2 separate regions of the Homo sapiens genome follow, and region 2 is linked to region 1. Evidence: chromatin contacts called from ENCODE Hi-C data. All regions are on one chromosome and are shown on one strand. Each heading gives the region's core, a stretch centred on a gene start or an enhancer-like site at or near the end of the contact. The rest is flanking DNA. Distances are from core to core; before and after follow the strand shown.

What was found. Hi-C counts contacts between places; a loop is a spot of excess contacts on that map.
Region 2: a loop to region 1 is called in a map of Caco-2, with 2.3 times the contacts of the local background. The contact joins the promoter of GRID1-AS2 here to the promoter of LINC02647 in region 1. A Hi-C loop is called at or near these places in 1 of 168 maps with a recorded cell type or tissue (Caco-2).

Annotation. Positions count from the first base shown.
Region 1 is chr10:85,430,107-85,434,133 of GRCh38, reverse strand. LINC02647 (long intergenic non-protein coding RNA 2647) reads left to right here and starts at 1,362. Exons shown (of 2, transcript NR_120669.1): 1 at 1,362-1,731; 2 at 1,902-2,191. It overlaps LOC101929662 (a long non-coding RNA gene), which reads right to left and starts at 1,271. Exons shown (of 3, transcript NR_120670.1): 1 at 976-1,271.
Region 2 is chr10:85,642,192-85,646,133 of GRCh38, reverse strand. It overlaps GRID1-AS2 (GRID1 antisense RNA 2), which reads right to left and starts at 2,069. Exons shown (of 4, transcript NR_199154.1): 1 at 1,946-2,069; 2 at 468-570. All of the region lies in intron 13 of GRID1 (glutamate ionotropic receptor delta type subunit 1), which reads left to right.

The sequences.
Region 1 (4,027 bases), core at 113-2,612:
GCTGTGTGCAAGGCCCCAGAGTTCTCTCAATCCATCTGCAGAGCCCCCAGAGTCCTTGGGAAACTGAAATCGTGTTCGGTGGCTCTGAGGCAGGAACACAAGCCTGTCGTTGGCACTGTCTACTGCTGCCTGGGTGTCTGGGGCCTCCACACTCAGGCCCCCATGCCATGGCACAGGTCTGTGTGGGGTCTATTGGTTTGTGAGCTCACTTTGGAGACTCAAACGTGAAGGATTAAAGCTGCAGGCAGAGCTGGCGGGAGGCTGGCCTGTTGCAAGAAATGGCTGGTTGTGCTCCATGAGGAAGGACACCCTGCCACCTTATTTATATGGTCACACTTTCATTTATAAATTACAAAAGGGATGAAGAAGGAAGACTTTGATCCATCAAATTTATGGATTCAATAACTGTTGCCATTTCAGACAGCAGGGTCTCTGGGGAATATTTTCCCATGTATGCTTAGGTAGCAGAGAGGGAGAGACAAATGCTAAATATTCTGCTGTATTTATGAAATGTCAAATGTGCTTTCCGGGGTAATTGCATGAATATTGAAAAGGCTCACTGAAATTTATATCCTTGCAACTGAGTGTTTGGGGATGCTTCTTGCCAGCAGCCCCTTTGCAGACGGGACAACAGCCTGGCGCGAAATGCCCAAATGAAATGGGATCCAGCCTGGCCTTTCCTGGCCAGCCATTGCCAATGCAGCTGGACAACTTGGCCTGACTTCATGTACGCTTCCCATGCAAGAAGTCCATGTCAGGCCCAGTGGACACATTCAGCGTAACTAGGGGACTTGGTTAATGTTAAATATCCCATGATAATTCTAAAAAAAAAAAAGGTTTTACTGTAATTTTCCCCAGATCTGGTGGAATAGCATATAGCGTATCAGAATCTAGGTCTATTCTCTCGGAAGATAAACCATTCCTCTGTTTTTCCAAAATCCTAGCATGTTCTTTGACCAAGCAGGACATTCTTACCTCTGGCAGACAAACAGTCTCAGCATTAACTGAAGAAAAACAAGTGGCCTTTCCCAGCCATAGACCTTGAGTAGCATTAAAACATGGTGTGGTGGGGGTGGGGGGGGTGCATCGTAGTTGGTATTTCCCCCTTTTTTAAAATTTCAGTTAAGTCAGTTTAATAGTCTCATGAGTCATTCTCACGTTCTGTTTCTCTTTAACCACCCGTACCCACCCCATCATAGATCTGGCTGCTTTAATCTCAGAAATGTCTCTTACAACCCTAACTTGCTTTGCTCCCAGGGTGGCTTTTCTTCATGATGTCATAACTTTTCTTTATGATGCCATAACTTTACAGACACATCACCCACTGTCTCCCCATGCATACTGTGCTCTGTCTCCTCAGTGTTACTCATGCTGCCTCCATCCCTGGTGCCCTCTCTGTATCTCTGTGCCTTTGTGCACACTGCTTCCTCTGCCTGGAAGCCCTTCTTCCTTTCTCCACACAACACATCCCTCCTTACTCATTAAAGTCCCGTACAAATGCTAAAGGCAGCTGATCTTGTCAGCAAACTTGGCCACCAAATAGAAAATCTCCTTCTATGCCCACTAGTCATGGACAAAACTCAAAAGTTGCATGGGAACTTCAGTTATCGGGCAATGTTACCAGGGTTTGGGGCAGAAGGAACAGATAAAAGGGACAATTCTAAGGAAGATGATTGAAAGACTGACCCCAATGTGGAGAGGATGATTCCAGCACTACTCGTACTGCACTAGGTGAGCCAGGAGCTAGTAGGAAGGGTGGTGTGGAAGAAGGTCGGGGTGAAACTGGAGAAATTTTGGAAAAGAAAACTACATTAGAGGTTATGGGCTTTCTGAGGCCACCAGAGGTGAATGGGAGAAAAAAGAGTGATATCAGCTAAGTCATGTACTTTTCTAATTTTCAGGATCAGACAACTTGAAATCTGCCTTTGCTTTTATTGGGCAATCTGTTCCAGGGATCACAGCCCCTACCTGTAACTGTCACCTCTTTTGAGGTACAATTACATTCTTTCCTCTCATCCCATTGCAATGTTTCCATGCTGAGAGGGCTCCAGAGAGATGTAGGGAAGCTCTGCTAGTCTCTGTGCTGAAGCTCAGTGCCTGGCATACCTCTGCCTTTGATGAGGCTCTGGCACAGCCCTGCATCATTCTTCATTTGCCTGCGCATTAAAGAATGCCCCTGGTGGTCATCAGAGCGCCTTGTGTCAGAGGCTTTGTCTACACCTCTCTGTGCCTAGGTTGCAAGCACAGCTTTGGATTTTTTTTATCCTCCTCTCATGTACTGATGTTCAATTTGGGTGAGTTCCTCTTCTTAGCCTTATTCAACTGAAAAAAAAAAAAAAAGAACCTGATTTCTTTTGGCCATATGCTGCATTACAAAAATGCCTAAGGCCTTCAGTTTAGCAAATTAGATCCCAGATGAGGTTCTGAGCACAGACAACTTGTCAAATGGTGGGGTAAAGTTTACGTTTCAGGCTCACCTCTACTGCCCATCTGGATGATGCCCCAGTGACCCACCATGGCGTGTGGGTATTAAAATAATAGTAGAAATCTCAATCAGGAGGGAATTGTACAACTGGAAGGGGAAGGGGATGTACATATGTGTGAGAGTGTGTGTGTGTGTATTTACTCATACATTTATACATATATATGTATATTCTTGCATTATTTTAATATCTACATCTCATGATGGGTGTGTGATTTTATACATATATATACACATATATCATGGGATGAATATATAGATGAATACATGTGTATTATATATGTACATATATGTAAATATACATATATACACAAAGTATATATACACCCATATATAAACTATATATTAGTAAATATGTATATACACACATATATCACACACACACAAGCTTGGCTAAAATGTACCACTCTGAGCTAAACTTGAGCCATGACTCACTCTGCTCCCATGATAACAGTGAGTACTGTGAAGTTCAAACAAACAGAGAGAACCAAAACAAATAAAACTGGTCTGTATCATCTCTGCATGACCAAAGACTCTCCAGGGCCCTTACCACCAACATGTGGGGTTGAGGATGGAGGGCTTCTGGTGCCAGTGACACCTCTTGAACCTCTGTGAGAGTACAGAACACGTGTCAGAATGGACACGTCCCATTGTAATCTTTCCCATAATATCATGCCCCCTCCAGATGGGGCTGTAACTTTTCTCACATTTGCATTCTTAATGCTAACTATAGAACCTGGCATGCAGGTAGTCAATCTTTTTGTTGTTGTTGTTGTTTTTCACTGATAGAATGTCCTTGGCTAATCGTCATCAATTTTCATAAAATTTGGTCTGCTAAATTGCATGTGCACAGATTATATTGTGTTTTATGAAGAAAATTACAACATCATTTCTTCTTCCTGAATTTTGAGGAAAGACAATGAAATGTTTACCAGTCTAAATCAGCAATTGAAAAATTGATACATTATTGATACTTTTAATGGAATTTTAACTTGGGAGTCCAGCAATTAATTTTAAATGTCTTCTCTATTTATTAGATTTTGTTACACAATACAGATTCATTTTGAGTATATACATATTTATATGTATACTCATATATAAATATATAAAATTAGATTTATATATAAAATCAAAGCTCACCATGCATATTGGTTCCTGAGTATGATATCATCCAATATATTGGATGATCGTGGGATGGACTTGTTCTTCTGCCATTCTAAGAAATACCTTTCCCAGCCAGGCGCAGGGGCTCACGCCTGTAATCCTAACACTTTGGGAGGCTGAGGTGGGCAGATGACTTGAAGTCAGGAGTTCAAGACCAGCCTGACCAATATGGTGAAACCCTGTCCCTACCAAAAATACAAAAATTAGCTGAGCATGGTGGTGCGTGCTTGTAGTCCCAGCTACTCTAGAGGCTAGGGCAGGAGAATCACTTGAATCCGGGAGGTGGAGGTTGCAGTGAGCTGAGATTGTACCACTGCACTCCAGCTGGGGCATCACAGTGAGACTCCATCTCAAAAAAAAAGAAAAAGAAAAAGAAATACC
Region 2 (3,942 bases), core at 820-3,319, 210 kb before region 1:
ACACACACACACACACACACACTCATCCCTGTGCTGCCCCCCCAGCCACTCCAGTGACTTCTTGGCCTTCCTGCAGAGAGCAGTGGATGTCAGGACAGCCTGGGGCAAGCTCTGGGGCCAGTAAAGCCCACCGCCCTGCCCTTCATGGTCCTCAGCAATCTGCCAGCCCCTCCCTGATGTGCCCCAGAGGGGTCAAGGGAGAGAGGCCTGAGTCCCCCTTTGCTTTGGAAACACATGGGCATCAGGCAGAGTGCAGCCTCTATCCCATGACAGGCTGGGGCACCTAGCTGTGGTGCCATGTAGAGTGAGGCCCACTGGGAAGATGGTCGTGCACAGGATGACTTGTACAGGATCCCATGCTCAGGATGATTTTTCATTGCCATTTAGCCACATTGAACAGCAGAAGATGTCTAGGCTCTGGAGCTTGACATATTTAGGTGTGAATTCCAGTTTCGTAAGTTACCAACATTGTGAAATGGAGCACACCATTCTCCTTGTTTGGGAACTCTTGGATTTGAGAAAGACCTGGGCAACTTTCCATTTGGTGGTCTCCTTAGAGACTTAAATGATCTGAAAATACATATCATGATAAATTTTGAATGTTTAGATTTAACAAAGTGATACTTTGACAATAACAATAGAATGCAGTGTAACTGTGCTATTCTCATGCTTACAAGATTTATTAAAACCTCGTAGTTCTCACTGCACTGCAAAGGATGATGCTCTAGCCTTAAGCTGCAGGATCTTCTTTCACCCCTGACAGTGAATCTTTGTGGCTGTAGGTGACCTCATTTGAAGATAATGAACACAATGTTGATTTAAGGCCTTTTGTGCATGTGAGGCCTGGGCCAAATGGCCTTCGCGTTCCCTTTCCTGGCTTTCTTTGACTCTCAGAGAGAGCCAATACTGTCATCCACACAGGGTCTTAAGAAGATTCATTGCATAATGCTAAAAAAAAAAGCACTGCTTAGAAAAAAAAAAGATAGCTACTTTTGACTTTGTTAAAGTTCTATTCATTACAAGCCACTTTAAATAAAATAGAAAGGTAGGTCACACACTGGGAGGGGATGTTTACAATACATATAACCAATGCAAGATTACTGTCAAGAATATATTAATAAGAAAAGCTCAAACAACTTAATAGAAAACTGGCAAGAGGCTTGCACAGGCCTTCCACAGAAGAGGCAACACAAATGGCCAGTAATCAAATGAAGAGATGTTCAAAATTATTAGTGATCTGTGAAATACAAATCAGGACCATAAAGATTATATCATTTTACACCAATTAGTTTGGCACAAAATGAGAGGCGGTGAAGAAGACGTGGAGTAACAGTTGGTTAATTGCTGATGGGGGTGTGCTCAGTACAATCACTTTGGAGAAGAGCTTAGCATTCTCTTATAAAATGGGACACTTACATACTGTATGGCCCAGCAATTACACTCCAATGTATCCACCCAAAATAAATGTCCACATGCACTTTTGGAGACAAGAAAGGCCATAGTAGCACTTCCTGTAGAACCAAAACCCTGGAAACCATCCAAATGACCATTAACAATATAAAGAAAGATGTTGTCTACAATGAAATGGATGAATCTTAGCAGAATAATATTGAGTAAAATAAAACATTAAGGCAATTTCATACGGGTCAACTAATAGAAGGTAACACAGAATATTATACCCTCTTAAAAATGTATAAAATATACACATACACATCCAAAGCAATGATAAAATACAAGATTCACCACAGTGGTTGCTACAGGTGGGAGAGCCAGAGCAGCAGAGAAGAGAGAAGGACATTGTTGGTAAGTCAGAGTTGGTGTTAGGTTTAGATTAGCAGGAGATTTTAGAAAATTAGTTAATGAGTTAATTCAAAAAGTGAGCCATTCCTGGAGAAATGTATGGGTATCCTGAAGCAAAGGTTGTCATTAATCTCATTCTGCTCACCTCCCTACTCTTCCAAATGCGTAAGTCCAGACCAAGCAAGGCAGTGCTGGGCTCCTCACAAGTACCCACCCCTTCCCTCTTTGCAGGCGACATGTGCCTGCTTATGCCTCAGAAAGGCCAACACACACCACTGAGCCCTCTGGTTGGTGATAAACCTGGAGATGAGTCATTAGAGAAACACCTCATCATTGTTCTAGCTACCCCTTGTCCATTGGCGGCACTTAGGAAACCACTCACCGTCTGGTGATATTTAGTCTTACTCATGAATACAACAATGTTAAAAAATCAGTAGCAAACGATGCAAACAAAGGATTTCTTATCAATGCCTATCACTTCATGGTATAGAATTTAATCTTTGTTAGTACATAAGATGGATTAGTTTTATGGTACCTTCATTTTATGAACCCCAAGCTGGCTTTGGGATCACAAATCTCTCTCTTGCATTTGGATCTCTAAGAAAAAAAAAACTGACTGCCAGCACTAGACAAATGTTAAGGGTTTTATAACTAGTGTCATAAAAGTGAGTTTATAGTATTGTCAGACAATGAAGTGTGCTGCATTTTTTTTAGTGGAAGAAAAGCTCAGATTTACTCTCAAATCCTCCTTCTTCGTGTGCCTGTTTGGATGACTACTGGACTTAAATGCTTGTCTGAAATCTGTCTTCTTCCCTACTCCTATGGAGCGGCCCCTCTGCTCCCTGCCCCCAGACTATGGCTTCAGTAACCTTGTGAATCCCTGAGCCCAGAGAGCAGACCAGTCTGGAGATGGCTGTGCCCTAAGTGAGGATGACGACTTGAATCCAGAAACTACAGAACAAATCCAGCAAGTAGGGTATTATGGGCCTAGTATTCAGGGAGGAACAGCCTCTCCAAATCCCAAACAGAGTCTGCTGCCATGCAGTGTAGGCAGCCTGGCAAAGGTGAGGAGAAGCCCACCGAGGGGCTTCTCCTGGAAACTTCTTTAGCAATTGACAGATAATCACACTTCTGATTTTCAGTTGCTCCTTGATGACTCAGCTCCATTTTCAGGGAGTGTTTGGTAGTGGAGCAATGTCTAATTGCTGCAAAAGTCAAGGAGGTTGGTATGGATGGTATGCTGTTATTTTCTCCTTGGGAGTCCTAAGGCTTTTAATGACATGAAACCAATTTAGGTGGGGAATTGTTTAGAGTGATCACTTGTCCACGGTATCAGAACTGGAGAAGGGTTATGTCATGGTTGGCTCGCCTCTGAGATCCACTCCTTCATGCCAATACACATCATTGAGCCTCTGGAGGGTAATAAACCTGGAGATGAGTCATTAGAGAAACACTTCCTTATTTTTCTAGCTACTCCTTGTCCATTGGTGGCACTTAGGAAATCACTAACCCTCTGGAAATAGAGTCTTACTCATGAATACAATAATGTTAAAAAATCAGTAGCAAAAGATGCAAATAAAGGATTTACCATGCCAGTGGCCACTAAGATAAGGACAAGTGAGACCTTGTCAGGCTTTGATGAGGCAAAGATGAAAGAATTTGGAACAGGAGGGAATTTTTATTTATTAAGAGACGACAACACACCATTTTCACAACAAACCTGCCTGGCACCCAGTAAGTCTCAATAAATACAGGATTGTTCCTGAATGAGTCATCTGTTTGCTGTCTGACTGAGCAGAGGCAGATAAATCGGAGACAAGATTCCTGTCATCAGTTAGCAGGTTACCCCCTTTAGATTTCATGGTGGAAGGGACAAGAGAAATAGCTCCAGGGTTCCTGTCAGGCTTGTCTCTTGATAACCTTCTGTAAGGGAGAAGATTTTCCTGGTCCTGAAAGATGTGTCACAAAGAGAGAGGAGAGAGGCTGCTTCCGTTTCTCTCAGCCACATGCACTTATCAGGCCTAAGGAAAGACTAGACCAAGGATTGGCAAACTCTGACTCCTGGTCAAATCTGACCTACAGCTTGTTTTTATAAAGGTTTATTGGACAACAGCCCAACTCATTTATTTACATGCTGTTTAT